Linked DNA regions of Mus musculus: all the other regions are linked to region 2. A link is a loop called in an ENCODE intact Hi-C map of the cell type or tissue named here. Cell type or tissue: gastrocnemius. All regions are shown on one strand. Each heading gives the region's core, and the rest is flanking DNA. Links, peaks and the distances in the headings are about the cores only.

Evidence for each region. Peaks named below come from ENCODE experiments on the same cell type or tissue, not always from the same donor. Only the 100,000 strongest peaks of a DNase experiment are listed, where the experiment ranks them.
Region 1: it touches region 2 in a loop (6-fold over the local background); 38 of 42 quality-filtered maps call a loop at or near these places.
Region 3: it touches region 2 in a loop (8-fold over the local background); 39 of 42 quality-filtered maps call a loop at or near these places.

Annotation. Positions count from the first base shown.
Region 1 is chr4:102,484,394-102,489,393 of GRCm38, forward strand. Pde4b (phosphodiesterase 4B, cAMP specific) reads left to right here. Exons shown (of 15, transcript NM_019840.2): 2 at 2,818-3,012. Among named protein-coding and RNA genes, the nearest start is that of Gm52668, 29 kb to the right of the region's middle. In gastrocnemius, for the core only: CTCF peaks have their summits at 603 (motif pointing left), 1,883 (motif pointing right) and 3,856; DNase peaks (open chromatin) are centred at 453, 1,881 and 3,974; H3K27ac peaks cover 386 bases.
Region 2 is chr4:102,652,752-102,660,979 of GRCm38, forward strand. No RefSeq gene overlaps it. Among named protein-coding and RNA genes, the nearest start is that of Gm24869, 80 kb to the right of the region's middle. In gastrocnemius, for the core only: a CTCF peak has its summit at 3,960 (motif pointing left); DNase peaks (open chromatin) are centred at 3,934 and 4,432.
Region 3 is chr4:102,490,592-102,495,591 of GRCm38, forward strand. The region is part of intron 2 of Pde4b (phosphodiesterase 4B, cAMP specific); the gene reads left to right. Among named protein-coding and RNA genes, the nearest start is that of Gm52668, 22 kb to the right of the region's middle. In gastrocnemius, for the core only: a CTCF peak has its summit at 2,937; a DNase peak (open chromatin) is centred at 3,355; H3K4me3 peaks cover 537 bases; H3K27ac peaks cover 1,004 bases.

The sequences.
Region 1 (5,000 bases), core at 1-5,000, 170 kb before region 2:
ACAAGGTAGCTTTTACCCATCTGTAACTCTGCTCTCTTCTGGCCTCCAGGGGAAGGGCCATGCATGTAATGCAATACATATGAACAGGCTAATACACATACAAATAAATAATATACATATGTATAATATATCTATATATACACACACAGACATAATAAGTATATATGAAGAGTTCACAGAAAGAATCAGGACATAAAAGGTTTGCATGTCACCAAGAATCCTTCTTTACAAAGTAACTGTTTAGCTTCTCAGCAGCTAGTAGAGATGTCACTCAAGGCAGGTGTGCAATGTGCTTCATTATACTTCCACTTGTTCTGAAGTACAGGCCAGGAAGGCTGGCAAGAATGTGAATCCAAAGGATTACACACCTGCCTGAGGCATTGGGAAGGTGCCCGTCCCAGACCACTGGGCTTCTGAGAAGATCCGTCTATGGAGCACATAGTAAGTGGCTGCAGCACCTGCTTGGCCCTTTGCCTAGGGCTCCTCATGTGCAGCTTTCTATCAGCCTTTGTATGGAGTCTGAAAGCAGCTTTGATCAACAGTCTCTAGGGTGGCACCATACTCCCTCATCTGGTTCCAAGGGAAGCCAGAGTTCAAGGCAGTCTGCTGCCTCCTTCTGGCTTTTTCAAGAAGGTACTTTGTGTCCCTGGAGAATCATTCAGGAGTGGCCATAGACTGACTCTTACATACCAAAAACAACTTTTGATAGAAAAGAAATGGCATTCCATTACCCAGTATGCCATTGTGTAACTGAGAGTGAAAACGGCTGTAAAGTTATGGAGTGGGAAAAGGCGCCTTCCAGTGTTCCATCAGCAACTAGCTTAGCTCTCCCTCATCCGTGGTCTTTGTATGCTTTCTGCTGCCCATCATCAAAGATGGCTCAACACTATGCAATGGAAAAGTCTAGAAATAAACAGTTCATGAGTTTTAAATAGCATTTATCACAGTATTTCTCATCTCAATAAATTTGTGTGTGTGTGTGTGTGTGTGTGTGTGTGTGTGTGTGCATGTGTACACATGCTTGTGCAAGACAGAGCTCCACATTAAATGGCTTCCTTAAGAACTCTCTGCTTTATTTCTCAGCACCAGGTCTATCTGCAAACCTGGGCTTCACCGATGTGTGTTGACGAGCTGGCCAGTGAGCTTTCGGGACTTGCTTCAGTACTTCCGGTGCTGGAATTACAGCTGTGACCCTGCACTTACTTTTTCACAGAGGTGCTTCAGCTCCAGAGTCTGATCTCTGTGTTTTCACATAAAGAATGTATATCCACAGGGCTATGTCTCCATTTCTCCAGTATAGTTAAGAATTGTCTTGGTCATAGTTGATGTGAATCTCTTGCTGCGACTGATTTGCAAACTTTATCACCAGTGTGTCTATATAGGAAGAAACAGCATGCATGGAGCTGCTAGCATCTGTTTTGTTTGTTTGTTTGTTTTCAGACAGCTGCTTAGGGTCTTAGGATGTATCCCCTTCATCTCAATGAGTTCAGGGAAACCAGCATGTTTCCTTAAACAAGATATTGATGTTTGGTTTTCTCTGTCTTATTTACCTCCAATGTAATGGAATCATATTATAAAGCTTGCAGTGTGTGTGTGGCTTAATGAAATTATATACCAGAAAGTACCTTGTAAATTTAAGAAGTATAAGCAAAAGCAACATACACAGAGAGGGAGAGAGACAGAGAGACAGAGAGAGACAGACAGAGGGACAGAGAGACAGAGACAGAGAGAGACAGAGAGAGACAGAGAGAGACAGAGAGAGCAGATTAGGATTTCTCAGAGGATCATGGCATCTGGATAAACATAAAGGAAACTGAACTAGATAAAAGACCATCCCCGCTCCCCATACCTCTCCCACAGTCTCTCAGCAGTGAGAGACAGCAGGGGGCAGTGTGTGCCTGAGAGAAACTGAGCAAGGTGGGCTCTGTCTATTTGAAGCTAAGTGGAGCTGTGCATCTGGGAAGAAAAACATCTGAGATGATTAAAGCAAACTGGGGAAAGACACACTGCTCTACAGTGCTAGCAAGCTGGGGCAGAAACAAGACACAAAAAACACATAGCTCTTGTTTATGTTCAAGATACCAAACTTCTAAAATAGCACTGGGCTTGAAGGTTCCTTCCTGGGTAAGGGGCACTGATCAGAATCTCCCTGCCCTCGGCTGTGACAGCCTGTGATGGGATTCTTCTCAGCTCAGCAGCCTGGGACAGTAATTTGGTGTTATCAGATTAATTAAGTAATTTATGTGGCTAAATTTACATATGAATATTAAATATCAGGCTGGGCTTCTCTAATCAGACAGCCAGTGTTTTCAGGGTAACACTTTGTTCCCAAAACATTCAGAAATATGCAAATTGGATTCTTTAATGAGGCTGATATTTATGTAAGGGAGAAGTCTTCCAGCTAGGAAGACGCCTTCCCATGATATTTTTGTCTGACACCTAAAGCTATGCTAGATGCTTCCCTCTGGAGCTGCTCATTATCAACAACATTATTTATTTATTTATTTTCCGCTTTCCATTCTGACTCTGTGACAGTCGGTCTGGCTGTGGCGAGGTCATAAGATCTGCCCTCTGGTCCAAATTCTGGGTTGCTATTTATTAATAGTAAACCTGGGTAATGAGTAGAGTATGCGGAACTTGGTTTTCTATGGACAGAACAGGAGGGACTGAAACCAAGAGCTACAGACTAAAAAACTCTCTGCAAAGCTTTGCAGGGTGAGCCTGGCACACAGTGCCTGCCACCTGTAAGTTCTCCATATAGGTGAACTGTCCTGTGCAGTTCTCAACTGACCAGACTCTCCTGTTTTTCCTTCTAAGCTTTGATGTGGAAAATGGCCCTTCTCCAGGTCGGAGCCCACTGGACCCTCAAGCCGGCTCTTCGTCGGGACTGGTACTTCATGCCGCCTTTCCTGGGCACAGCCAGCGCAGGGAGTCGTTCCTCTACAGATCTGACAGCGACTATGACTTGTCACCAAAAGCGATGTCCAGGAACTCATCACTTCCCAGTGAGCAGTAAGTAAAACTCTTCCGGTTCCTCACTGGGTTTGAGCCTCACCCTTGACCCTACTGAAGTAGCAGCAGCAGCAACGGTTGCCATCCCAATGGAGGCAGGAGAGAAACTGAAGAAGTAGCAAAGACATCCATCCATCTTAAGGACTTGCAGAATATAGACCAGGGTTCCCATGGTGTAAAGGAAAACAAATCAAGGCAAGCGCAGTGTTCAGCTCATGTCTGCTATCTGAGAATGTTCACTGGGTTTATTTCCTGACCTGTTCAATTGTTTATAGACTGGAAACCTTAACACCTTTGGCAAATCATACTTGAATATATGGATGTATGAGGTCTAGGACTGGAACAAAAATGGTGGTTGCTTCCTAACCTCCCTCACTGGCCTTGGCTCAGTGACATTTAGGTAAGGGATCACCCAGCCACATGCCTGTGTCCCTTCTGTGAAACCTTGCCATCATACTTATCCTCTGCCTGGCTCCCTGGAGAGATACAGAGCAGCCAAAGCACAGTCAATCTTCTTGATTGGCTCATTCTAATTGCAGCTAACTGTTGGTTTGTTTGTTTGTTTGTTTGTTTAAAGAATGACAAAGGGTTTGTAGTGCCTGTTTGCTTAAGTTTCTGAACCCAAATAAAATTGGTTGCTGAAAGCCATGACTTAAAAGGTTTCTGGGCACACAATCATTTTTAACACTGCATGTTGTGAAACTATCAGTAACTCCCTAAAATCTCCAGTCTGGAAAAGTCCACTAGGTTCTTGTCCTCTGTTAAAAAAAAACCCCAAAACATTCGCCTTCTTGTGAAAGGGGTAAGGAATGTTTTAAAGTTGGCAGTAGGAAAACATTTTGCAGAGTCCCTCTGCTGGTAACTTTTATTGCAAGTACTCTAGTCTAGGAACTGGAGAGCTGACTGGGCTATTAACAGCGTTTGCTCTTCTTGCAGAAGATGTAGGTTAGGTTGCCAGGACCCCCATGGCTGCTCTGAAACTCTGGTTCTAGGAGATCTAACATCCTCTTCTGGCCTCTGTAGATGCTAAACACATGGTATGGTGTACACATATACATGCAGGCAAACACTTATATGAATGTAAGAAAAACAAAAACAAATAAATCTGTTTTTAAGGCAGTATATAGTTATAAAACATTCCAATCATGAGTGGGCCAAAATCCACATTTTTTTACTTTCTTGTAAAAGATCTATTGACTCTCCTATACACTTTGCAGTATGCTAGGCTGCAGGGGTTTAAAAAAATGAGCAAAATAATGTGAAAAATCAAAGATGGGTTACAACCAGATCTCATTCCTCAAAAGTCTGTGTACTCTGAAGGGAACTGCACTAAATGGTGATGTTAAGAGGGGCACACACAGGCACACTAAACTCCGCAGACAACTCACATTGAATGTGCGTGTGCTGTAGGCCAGGTTCCTTTACTCATGCTATCTGTTAGCCTAACATCCAAACCGTAGACACTGCCAAGCCTACGTAGTCTGGATTTTATCATGAGAGAGCAAGGGAAATGCAGTGAACTCAAAGTACGCACACATGCTGTCTCAGGCCATTTTACAAACAAAAGGCTAGCTTTGGAATAAATGTATTTCCACGATTAATTTTTACTCTACTAGTTCCCAAGCTCATTCGAGCCTCCACAAAGAGTCTCCAGCTCATGTAGCCTTTATAGAAGAGGCTAATAAAACCCTAGGTTAAACTCTCCCATTTCCTTATGTGGAATAAAAATGATACAGAGAGTTTAAACTTGAAGATAATTGAAAACTTACAAGCCAGTTCTGACTCTGGCTTATGAAACTACAGTTGTGAATATCTCTGCACCCAGCATTCCTGCCACTTGTGTTATCTCTTTATGATTTCATGGACCACTTAAACATTCCCATACCATTACTATTACCTTTATGTCCCTACTATAGTGACAACTTTGGTTCTGGACAAGCAAGAATTGTGTGTGAAAATTATCTAGCATCGTTCTTTTCAACTTTCTT
Region 2 (8,228 bases), core at 1,764-6,763:
CCACTCAGGCCTTACAGGAGAGCTAAAAGGAGGTCCAGTGGAAATTACCATCCCTCCATCTTTCAAGGCCTTGCTGGTGACATTAATCTCTAAAATCCTTCCAGGGATGCAAGATTTTTTTTGTGTTCGTTATCTTCCATGTAAAGGGAAGGTCTAATGTTTTCCATTGACTTTCAACTCTTATTTCACAGGTGGATGAACCAATGTGCATTTTCTGATATTTTTTATCACTAGTATGCAGTCTATACTGGAGAAGTAGCCACAGACTGAGTTTGGGGACATACCATGAATCTGATGTTCTCTGAGGTTCCATTGATCATTTGACCTCCATAAGCCCTACCTGGAGGACCTTTTTGTGGTGTTCCAGAATCAATGCCCATGCAGAGCTCATGTTCAACAGGTTCCCAAAGGTCTTATTTATTTTCCACACAGTTACTCTAGAAAAATACTGTATGGCTCTTTACTTTTAAAAGGGTTGTAATAAAACTTATAGTAATTGCAGCAAGGTCCCTCTTGAAAAAGACATGCCATACTCTTTATTTGAATGGTTTTGAGTCTGTAAACTTGTCCAAATCAGGAAATTTATTGATGGGCCATGATTTTTCTTTTGCTATAATTCGGGATAACTTTTGTTATTCACCCATTCTGGAATTTTCTACTTCTGCAGATCAAGCAAGGACTAACTTAGTATCCTTCATATCTATTTCATTTCTCAGAGCACTGTGACTAACTAATGCCAAAGGTATACATATGTCAAACCATTATAAACATGACTTTGCCTGTGTTGTAACATTCACACTGCCAACTCAGCCCTTGCTAATCTAGGTTCCTAATCATGCCATGATATTTTAATTATTGAAATAGGCAGCTGCAGCACCCCACTAGAAATGTCTGGCATACACCAAAAGTATTAAGCAGTAGTAATGAGCTCTTTAGATACAGCCTGGTACTCATCTTATGAGTTTCTTTTTTTTTCTTTTCAACACTGCTTATGCTATAACATTATCAATTTCTTCTATTCTTTTTGGTGTGGGTATGTTGTGTAACATTTTCCTCTAAGATTGAAACATTCCATCCTGCAAGAGACTTCCTTAAGGCAGAAGACAAACAACTAAATACAGTTTAGGAAGTCCCTAAAACTGACTGGGTTCACTAGGCCCTTCCTTCTCAGAGTAAGGAATAGAAACTGTTGAAAGTCACTGTCAGACAATCGAAGCCACAAGGAAGACTCTGAGATCAGACTGGATACCTAGAAGAAGCAGAAACTAGCCATGCTGCCTGGAAGAGGTTTAGACCAATGGAGTCACTTGGTAAGAACACTCTCCAGTCTTTTGAGCTGCCTACATCTATGCAATGTGATCCAGATCCCCAGTATTCCTGAGTTGTTACCCATCCTCGGATAGGCTTTGGTGACACTGCTGTTTTTGAGTTATTTCTGCTCCTGTAAGTACCCCCCATATTCCTATAAGTAATCATAGTAAAACTTAGTTCACAAAGTTGGACTTTGCTGATATCTATACTTTCTTTGTCATGGGCTTCCTGTCTATGATGAGTAGATGTGTGTTGGTCTTCTAGAAAAAAAGTTTTGTCATACAATGTGCATGATTGGGGGGAGGGCTATTATTCCTCAGCAACTTTGCTATTTAAGAGAAAGTCTTTTGGTTGGCCTAGAACTCATCGATTAGTATAGGATGACTGGTCAGTACACTTCTGGGATCTGCCTGTCTCCACTTCCCCAGTGCTAAGATTGTAAGTTGCATGCCGTGGCACACATAAATATAGTTTCCGGTGATTAAACAATGAATGCTTCCATGCTAAGTGCTTTCCTGAGTGACCTGTCTCCCAGCCCACAAATCTGTTTTCTATCCTTTTATCAACAAGACATCTTTTGGGCCCTCGTACTGTGGAAAATAGGCTTCAAATAGCAAATCCTGTCCATCATTCTATCGTTTCTGAGCCTTTGAATCCCATGATCAACCTTAAGCCAAGACATGTCAGTCATGCTCAATTCTTTCATAGTACCCGTCTTTTGATGCAGTCTTTAAGTCAAACATATAAACTCTTAGCCCCTTTTAAAACTATGTCTGCTGCATCAGTAAAACTGGAACTCTCTGCTCACTGCTCATGTATCAACAAACTGATCCAGCCTGTGTTTCTTCCATCATCCTCCCACGTGCTTGATACTCATTCCCACAAATATTCTCCACATGTCTGTTTGTGTGAATTAAAAAAGTCAAGTTCTTTAAGGGTATAATGCATCTCCTCATTGGTTGCACTCTGTTCCTTACTTCTAGGGTCCCAGTGAGCTCTAGGTCTGGTTGTAGGTCTAATACTATAACCAAACCTAGGTTATAGGTCTAGAGGTAAAGGTGAGTGGTGAAAATGGGCCCTTGATGTGTCATAAGCACTTTCAGGCAACAAACAAACGTGACTTTAGTCTCTGGGTGGTGTCAGCACCTCCAGGAAGCCTTTCAAACCAGCCAGCATTAGGCTTCTTCCGACTTGTCCTAGTATTTTATCCCTTTTACTCTCAAAACAGTTGTGGATAAACTGGTAGCCTTCCAATTATACATTTGCCTCTCATCTCCCGAGATTTTATTACAGACCTCTCTATGTCCCCAGAGTCAGCACATAATGAACTCTCAGAACATACTTGATAGTTTCCCATCATCTTCTCACTTGCTCTCTGCCCCCTTCTCTGTGCATTTTGTTCCTGCCTCTGTGCACAGCCTGCCCTAGCGTGGTGAGTTCTCACTCAAGGGCCTTGACATTCAGGATCTGTCTGCGTACTTCCTCTTGCTCTCTGTAAGAAGACCGTATTTTCTTCTCTATAATTACACCTAGTCCCATGTAATCTCTGGGTCTCTCCAGTCCTTCCCCAAAAGCGCTTGCCTGGCGTGGTGACTTGATTTGGGTCAAGAAGCCACAGTTAATAGTGACAGCAAGAAGACAGAACCAAAAAGAGCAAACGAAGAAGGGTTTCAGGTGAGCACGAAGCCACAGATTGCTGATTTTAGGCTGGTCTGGAACCCCACAGCCTCATGGTATGCCTGTGAGCAGGCAAGAGAGAAAAATTCAGCCATGTAGCTAGGGAGCTTAGAACTACAAAAGTAAGAGCTGGAGGGGGCAGCAGGGAAACTGAGCTGCATAGCTTGCTTAAGTCTTCTTCTAATGAACAATTACTTTTCCAAGAAGAAAACTAGAACAGACCCCACCCCAACATAGAAGAACTGAATTTCAAAATAAATGAAAGACGTGGTTTTGCTTTCATTCCCCTTTCACATACTTGTCATCCAACCACTAACTCACATACCCACACCTCCACACCACACTCACATAACACACACATATACACATATACAACACACACACACCTCCATATACCCATACCATACTCGCATACCATACATATATACACATATACAACACATGTACACACACAGAGACACAGACATCCATACACCCACACCATACTCACATACAAAACACATTCATTACACATCCAGACACACGCTCACATACCACTGCCACCACTAACATCCCACCTTGATGCTTAGAATGGTCTCTGAAGATTTCTTGGCTTGTTGATAGTCAAGTTTGAATATTTCTACTTAAGAAAAATCATGCATGAGTTTATTAAGAATGGACCCAAATCTGAGAGTCACTGGTTTCCTTGTTTTCTAATAATTAATTTATACTACCACCCTGGTCAAAACCGAGAAAACTTATTCTATAGATACGTCTGTCTTCCTAGTGTCAGGGCTGATAAACCACCTCAGTGTGGACCTGACTTTAGGAGGCATGTCACTGCAAAACTTTGAAAATGGATCTAACTTTGCTCAGAAAGGAGAAACTGTATAGCATCCACACTGAGGTTGTTTGTAAAAATTAAGACCAAAGTGAACCTGCTTGGCAGGCCGGAAAGGAAGCCCTTGTTTCTGTGTGCATGAGTGGTTTTACACCACCATCCAGTGGCAGAAAAGCAATATTGCACCTAAAAATGGTTCTTGTGTCCTGTCTTTATTTTTAATTCTGTCTTCAGTTCCGAGAAGACAGATTCTTCTCCTTCCTTCTTCTATGACCCACAGTGACCTCATCATCTCAGAGTCTTAAAACGTACAGACTTAAAGCCTAGTGTCTGTATGTGAGTATTTTTTGAGGGGGGAGAGAGCTTTGAAAAACCTTCCTGGATGATGAACCCCCAGTTGACAGCAGTCTGAGAAAGCTAATTCCTGAGTGCTAATTCTGGCTCTTCATTTTACCTTCTGTTGTTATTTTTCTTTTGTTTTTTTTCTTTATCTGGCAGTCGAGATCAGACCCAGAGCTATGGACATGCAAGGCAAGCACTCTACTCACTGAGCTGCATCCTCAGATTTGGAGTGTTGGGGATCAAGGTGTTGCTATGTGACTCAGTCTGGCACTGACCTCATTATGCATCCCAAGCTGACCTCAACCTGGCAATCTTCCTGCCTGGACCTCCCAATACTAAGATTATAGGCAAATAACCCACATACTGTTGGAGAAAACATCAGTGATTAAAAAGCACAAAGTATGGTGCCTGAAGAGAAACCATATGTCCAAGTCCAGAACAGCAGACAATAAGCCAAACTTCTTTACTTCCTCTTTATTATGATTCTATTTTCTAAGTGGCAACCACACTTGCGATGGGTGAGATTATGTTTTGTTCCTAAAACGCGGAGAAGGCGCCCTTGCCTGTCACCCTGGGTGACCTGTACGGGCCACACAGCCAGCTGTTAAGACAGCTTCCTCTTTGATGTCGCCTTTGGATGTGTTTCTGACTCTAATTCACAAACTTCCAGATTAAACTGAGAAAAAAAAAATGTCTTGCTTTCCAGTACAAAGTTCTAATCATGTCTTTGTTTTTCAATTGCTGAAGTAATTTGGAATAAGTATTCATTGTTTATAATGGAAGTGTTATTTTATCCCTAGCCTTTGTTTCTCTTACTGGAAAAATAGAGTGTGGAGGGAATGGCCTTAGAGAACTAGAAGGTGTCTTACCCTTCTAGAACATGGAGGCAAAATTCCTTAGGATTCTAGACTATCAAAATCCTTAACCTTTAACTTGTCAAAGGTACACACACACACACACACACACACACATATATATATATCAACTTCTGGGAGAATGGTATATGAGGAAAAGGGTGTATTTTATAGGACCTTCCAGGTGAAATATCATCAAATGAATAGTTATGTTAATATAATAGACATGATTTTAGTGTATTGATGCATTTGTGGGAGTGAAGGAAAATAAATCTATGAACTAAATAGTGACAGTTACAGACTAATGCATTGTGAGTTATCAGTGAGCCTGAGGAGGCTTGACTGCCTGGAACTAAGTATTGATGTCACTCTGCAATTGCCACCCAACTAGGGTTTTAGATCATACAACTTAGATCCAATAGTGTAGTCAACAGCTTAATTAAATAAACACAAGAAATACAGAGAGAAAGAAATGAAAATCTGGACAATCTCAAAACCCACAGATATGAGAATGTCCTGATAAAGAGTTCAAAAGTCATGTGTAAAAGAGTAAAAGAGATTAAAAAAAAAAGAGTAGATAATACTAGCAAAAAAAAAAAAAAAGACAAGAAAAATATAAAAACATCAAGGCAAATTCTAGAAAGAGCTACATAAAACTTATAGATTACAAATACAAATAAATGAATGAGCCAACAGAGAGAGCAGAGCTGAAGACACAATTATAGAATTGGAAAGCAACTTAAAGGAGCTACCTCTCACAAAGCTCAAGTGGTATAGGGATGAGATAAACTCTCTCTGGGCCCTCCAAAGGCTCAAAGATGGAGTCTATGAAATATATTGACACTGAATTATGTGACTTATAGATGTGAGTGTGGGGATTATAAGACTCAAGGAATTCCCAGCCTGACTGAAGTTTTTAAAAAGGTTTCTAGTTACAAAACAGAGTGGGCTTAGGCATTCTAGCAGAGAAATAGCTACAAGTTATGCAAGTGCACGATGAGGAAGTGGGAATGCTGAAGATTGCCTTGCCGTGCAGAAGTCTCTTGGGCAACCAACCCTGTTTTGGAGAAGCCCTGGGATGTAACCTGTAACAATGTAGCATTGGCCTTCTTTTGTGAATCCATCTTCTTTTGTGGGTAGGATTTTAAAGAGGGATTATATGGAGACCATGCTCCCTTTGCAGAGAGTTATTTTTGGGCAGATCTTCAGAGAAGGCTTTTTCTTCTGATTCGGCTCCCTTTGAGTGATGGACAGGAAAGTTAGGGGGGGGGGTCAGAGAGACTATAATCATTCTTTACTCAAAGCACTTATTATGTCCAAGTGCATACTTTGATGTGTGCACTCGATACTCTGCACATTAGGGGGACCAATAATTGTATGTATGAATATATGACTTAGAGGCATAGATGGAGGGAACAAATATGAGCATTGTTAGAGTCCCGTCAGAGGAAGCTGGTTGCACACATGCAAAGGGACAAAGTGATGTGGGGGTTAAGAAGGTAACTTCTCAACAATGAGCTTGCATGAGGAATGTAAGGGTGAGGACAGCGGAACTCTGAGTTTGATGAATTATGTCCTTATCTTTACAGCAGATCCCAGGAAACCTGGGACTCACCAAACAACAGAAAAATATAAGAATATAGATCTGTGGATGTGTTTAAAAGGTAGAAGTTGTTAGACTGGCCTTTGGAGGGAGCAAGAGACATGGAAAGAATATAGTCCATAGCGGTGGGCTCTGGCATGTCAGATTATGGGTCCCTGGTACATTTTCCTTTTTTTGTTTGCAAAGCTCTACATAAACAGCTGTTAGTGTACACTGTGTAGGGTCATATAAATTTTATGTACCTTCTTAGGACCTTCAGATGAGTTACGAATCAAAATAAACATAAAACAGCTTGAAAGAAGAAACCCAAATTACACACACAGCAGTGCCATCTAAGCATGAGACTCAGTCTGGAGGCGGCGGCGTCAGGCTGTATATGCATATTGAGTGTATGTTTGGGATAAGAACATATGTGGTGAATAAAGACTGGCATGTTAGCAGCTAAGAGTCTCTAAAGTGATAAACACCCTTTGAGGAGCAGTTCTTCTCAGCAGAGGGACCTGTAATTAGAAGAATCTCCTTTATAAATGTGAAGTCACCTTACTACCACTACATCTATAATTTCTTACAATAACTACCTAGCAATATATCAATGAGTACTTTCAGGGGCAATAAATCCTGAGCTACCATGGTTTCCTAAAAGTACTATAACAAAATGCCACAAGCTGGATAGCTTAAAATGATAGAAAGTTATGGTATTATGTTGAAACTAGAAGCCAAGTTATGAACAGACCATATTCTTCCCTGTAAGCCATAGAGAATATTAAATTCTGTGTGCTTTTCCTGGTTTCCAACATTACTGGAAATTTCTACCACTCTGACCGCTGCCTTCATCATCGTGTGGCTTTTTCTCCCTGTGAGCTTGCGGCTGTGCCTCAGCTCCTCTTGAAGGGCAGGAGTCATGTGGGGGTGCATCTTACTTCTTAATATCTGCATTTTAACAAATTACATATGCAACAACCCTTTGGCCAAATAAGGCCACACTCAAGCCTCAAGGAAATGTGTGGACACTGAGATCCAATCTAACCAAGGCCCTTGGATTTAGACCCTGTCTCATAGACCAGTTAGCTGTATAATCTCAAGCAAGCTGCTGGCTCTCCCCGAGCAGGTCTTTTCTGTCAGTCAATGAGGGCAAGAATATTATCCCTACGGGCATTCTATAAAGATCATGAAAGGACTTAGTGTGTGCCTGATACACACACTAAATTATTTCTACAATGTTTCTATAGAAAAAGAGTACGTGTTAACAAATATAAAGGGAGAGGGAAAAGTCATATAGATCTGAAAGTACAATATGCCATTTAACGAGAAGTCAAGGAACAGAGTGCCATTTATTCTTTTGTCTCTCATGTTACACTCAGTGCCTAGTGAAGCAGCCAACTCAGCTCAGGCACAGGGCTTGTGGTCACCTATTGCTTAGTGATGCAAGCCACCTATTCCAGCCACATGTTAAAAGCTCAGAAGACATACACTGTGTTTTCTAAAACTACTTGTCTAGTCCAAAAGTATGTGTTCCTTTCTTTTCCATTCCTTTCCCTTCATTGTGCAAGCCAGATGTTCTAGATTTTAAAAAAAAATCATTTTAACTCCATCTCAAATATGCCCAAATCTTTCTGTTAGC
Region 3 (5,000 bases), core at 1-5,000, 160 kb before region 2:
GTTTCACACTGGTGTTTGCATCTAAACTAAAGTGATATTCTTTTTTTTAAAAAAAATCCCATTTTAGGAATATACATTTTCCTTTATCTAATTCCATTGTATCCTTTATTTTTAAAATAAATTATTTTAGTTTTTAAAGTATTTCAACATTTTAAATTTGTATTTTATATGCATGGGTATTTGCCTGGATGTATAGCTACATACCACACATGTTCAGTGTCTGCAGAGACCAGAAGAGGGCATAGCATCCCTGGAACAAGACATCCTGTAGGTGACGGGAATCAAACCAAGGTCCTCTGGAAAAGCAGCCAGTGCTCTCAACTGCTAAGCCATCTCTCCAGCCCCATGAAGTGAGGCTCTTTAACTCCTTTTCTCCTAATTATCCCTGTACAGGAAGAATTGAAATCAATACAGGGACAGCCCCTCCTTTTTCCAATGCTCCTGCCTCTGCCAATAGATCCAAGAACAGGGGTCATGGCAACTCCAGGTATCCTGATGCAAAGGCTGCTGGGATGTCTACAGAATGGCTTTTCCCCGGGAGCCCTTCCAATCTAGTACAGAGGAGTTACAAATACAAACTCATTTTAAAAAGTGGAAAACTGCATAATTCTGCCGCATTAAATCCGAGCACTAGGAGAATGTTGGCTTTGAAATGTTACTTACATGGATTGGCTCAGTAGAATATACGGAAATTACTTGTCGGTTAGGGGAGAGTAGGTGAATGAGTAAAAAACAAAACAAAACAAAACAAATGTGAATGGGGGATGTAAAATGGCTTCAACTTTTAGCAACAAAGACTAGATTGCAACGATGCTTTCTAGTAAGAGAGAACTAAGTTTTCTTGGCTCCCCTAAGGCCAGTGCAGCTGTGTTCCTGAGTGTGGCGATCTGTTGGGCTCTGCTCCATTCCTGGGCTGGAATCATTTCTAAACAAATGCCTTCACATATTTTGGTACAGGTTTCTCAGTGGAAACACAAATTACTGGAAATTAGCAGGGGCGGTTTTTCTTCCAGAAAACTATGGCAGAAATTTGCTCTCTCCACAATGAGATTCAAAGCCCACCTGCAAAACCACAGGGGGGCGGAAGGGGGGGGGGAGCCGTATTTTTTTCATCTGATCATCCCATGTGCAAAGGCTCAACCAGGGACCTTTCAGAAGCTACCACGTACAAAGGCGTATGTATGTTCTAGAGGGAAATAGCACCTAAAATCCAGGATAAAAAGTAAAAGTGGTAGGCCACTTAAATTTAAGACCTGTTTATTGATGGAGGGGCAAAGAGTACAATGGGGTATCAAAGACTCAAGTTAGAGCCACAGCTGTTTCAGTTGATTGCCATGACTGTTAAGATGTGGGGTCTCCCTTATGGTCTAAATTATCTGTAAGTAAAACCATACGCTGATGAAACATTGCCGGTATGTATGCCATATGCTAAAGTACTTTACATATGTCCATTCATTTAGTCTCCGCAGCCTCGGTGTGGTAGGAGCACGTTTTTGTTCTGTTTTGTTTATGCAGATAAGGATGAAAGCATGGGACATGGAGTAAGAAGCCAGGCTTGAACCCCAGAAATTCAGATGGGAATCCAATCCAAAGACATGGGATTTAAACTAAACAAGGCCCTAGATTTATCAATGATATGCCTACCTTCCAGCTATTAACATGTTCACTCTTTCTTTTAGTGAGTATGTACTTAAATATAAACATTTTGTGAATAAATAAGACACTTCCTGTGCCTTCATAAACCTAAAGGATATATAAGTCAGTTAGTAGCATTAACACCTTCAGAAAGAAAGACAACACTAGAGAGGCTTGTACAGCACTTTAGAAAGCCTGGCTAGGCTGGGTGAACGGCCTATTGGAGGAGATTCGGCTGAAGTAAAAAGACTAGGTAGGCTGGAGGGTAGGCTGGAGAAGGCTGCTCTACCTAGCTTTCTAGCTAGAAGGACTGTGGAGGGAGGGCTGAGGCCGGTGAGGCAACAGCCCCCTTGTAGTGAAAGGCCTATGAGCTGTTTTGCGAGCTGCAGGTGAGCAGTGCTTCAAAACATCCTGTAGGGAGACCATCAAGAGGTGTCTGGTTTGCAAACCATCTCAGGAGCTTGAGAGTTAGTAGCATTAACACCTTCAGAAAGAAAGACAACACTAGAGAACCTAACTAAGCAAGCAGCTAGGGGCAACTGTGGCCTCCTGTGCATATAATCTCAAGAGCATGGACTGACAGCAGTGAAGGCTTGGTGGGCAATTAATAAATATTTGCAAATTGCCTGACAGGGCTTAGTGGATGCTTGTGGGATGAGGCAGAGAAAAGCTTTCCACCGGGCCAGCATGCTGCATCTGGAATTAACATCGTTCATTAACGATTAGGCTCTTCCGTCTGTTACACACAGCAATGTCCGTGAAAGCATTTTGTAACTATACTATACAATAGAAACATAAGTTGTACAGACTGCAATAGGGCCAGTCATACAAATCTTAAAGAGGCAGAAGACAGGCAGGCAACTGCCTAATTACCATAATAAAGATCCACTACTGAGGGCTACCTCATTGCTCACAGAACCCCGTATGCAGATGAAGAAGTTAAGACACAGCTTGTTTAACTCTCATGGATGATAATACTATCTTAGAAACAAGACAACACTGGCCAGAGGCAGTAGGTGTGCTTCCAATGACTGCAGTTCTAATCTGTAGAAGACAGGCTCAAGGCAACTATTAGTGCAAGACAATTCCACATATTGTAATGAAACAGAGAAATGGGGAGTAAGTTAAAACTCAGAGTATGGTGGTAAGAATCAGCATTTTTTATTGCATTTTAAAAAGCCATTTCATGGTTAAGATATGACCTACACACTCAATTCCAAGATCCAATTGCAAGATGTCATTCCATACTTGGGAGTCCTCAAGTTAGTTTGTAAGGGTGTAATGTTCCAATTCTGTCACTAGAGGGTGCTTGTGTAACAGTTCTGAAAATTCCACTTTGCTGTTGAGATGCTTAAACTGCTTTCTCCAGTGAGCTGGGAAATCAACCAGTCAATCGATCAATCAATCAATCAGTTTCCATAGTCAAATATTTTTCTATTGCAATTGAAGTCTATTCTTAACTTACAAAATAACATATTATGATTTCAAAATAGTTTTGTAATCTAGATTTTTTGTTTGTTTGTTTCATTTTACTTAGTTTCTTCCTTGATACTTGCTCTACATCTGCTTATATCTCTATTGGCTATTATTTGACCTACAGCATTAGGTTAGTCACTCTAACGATCTTACAGAGCCAGTGCAGGTGATCTGCCAATATACCTCCTCCCTCCCCGCAAAGTTTCTGAATATCCTGCTGTCAGAACTCCAAAAGGAAGTCCCCTGGGAAAGCTTTGCTGATGCTGTGCTGTGCTGTGTTGTGCTGTGTTGTACTGAGCTGTGCTGAGCTGCGCTGAGCTGTGCTGTGCTGTGCTGTGCTGTGCTGTGCTGTGCTGTGCTGAGCTGTGCTGTGCTGTGCTGTGCTGTGCTGTGCTGTGCTGTGCTGTGTGTGCTGTGTGTGCTGTGCTGTGCTGAGCTGTGCTGTGCTGTGCTGTGCTGTGCTGTGCTGTGCTGTGCTGTGCTGTGCTGTGCTGTGCTGTGTGTGCTGTGTGTGCTGTGCTGTGCTGCCCTGTGCTGTGCTGCGCTGCGCTGCACTGCGCTGTGCTGTGTGTGCTGTGCTGTGCTGTGCTGTGCTGTGCTGTGCTGTGCTGAGCTGTGCTGTGCTGTGCTACGCTGCGCTGGGCTGGGCTGGGCTGGGCTGGGCTGGGCTGGGCTATGCTGTGTTATGCTGTGTTGTGCTGTGTTGTACTGAGCTGTGCTGAGCTGTGCTGTGCTGTGCTGTGCTGTGCTGAGCTGTGCTGTGCTGTGCTGGGCTGCGCTGGGCTGCGCTGGGCTGCGCTGGGCTGCGCTGCGCTGGGCTGGGCTGGGCTGGGCTGGGCTGGGCTGGGCTGGGCTGGGCTGGGCTGGGCTATGCTATGTTATGCTGTGTTGTGCTGTGTTGTACTGAGCTGTGCTGTGTTGTACTGAGCTGTGCTGTGCTGTGCTGTGCTGTGCTGTGCTGTGCTGTGCTGTGCTGTGCTGTGCTGTGCTGTGCTGTGCTGGGCTGGGCTGTGCTGGGCTGCGGTGGGCTGCGCTGGGCTGCGCTGGGCTGCGCTGGGCTACGCTGGGCTGTGCTGCGCTGTGCTGTGCTGTGCTGTGCTGCGCTGTGCTGTGCTGTGCTGTGCTGTAGTGTGCTGTGCTGAGCTGCGCTGTGCTGTGCTGTGCTGTGCTGTGCTGTGCACCCTCTTTAATTGTGAATTTCTATAGTCATACTCCCTCTCCAGATCACTTGCCCCACATCAGCTCCATGTGAGTTGATATGCCTGTGTCTTATTGGATGATTTGACACCCAGCTCAGTGTGTGTTGCACTGTCTGTCTCCCTAAATGACTTGACTTCCATTCCGTAATTAAACACCAGATATCCAGGGTCACTGAAGATCTGCATAACTCTGAATCAATTTCCCTGGGCTCCAACTCACCCTTGCATATTATGAACTATGTCAGCTTTATCTCGAAAATCTGGACAGGAAGATCTTTCACCCATCTGGACGTTTGCCATATGAAAATGCAGGCAGTTGGGGTGCAAGTTACCACATGCCATTTCTAACAATCATTTCTGACTCCATTTTTATTCTCTCTGCTTTTAGTCCCTTTCTGAAACCCCTGAGCCTCTCCTCTGGCCTCCTTAACTACAGATACTGCCATGAACAAAGTCATCCCCCCACCATAGCTCTCCCTCCCGCCTTGGCGAAGCCTAACTCTGTAGTATCAATCCCTTGTTAACACCACCATCCTAGTCCGTAGTGCCACCTGGGTGACCCTGATCACCTTAAACTCAGCATGTACCCTAAAGCTCCATGGGTCCCATGAAAATTCCCAAGTCCTCTGCACTTTTTTTTTTTGTTTTTCTCATGACTATTTTCTCAGATGCTCTTTTTTTTTTTTTTTT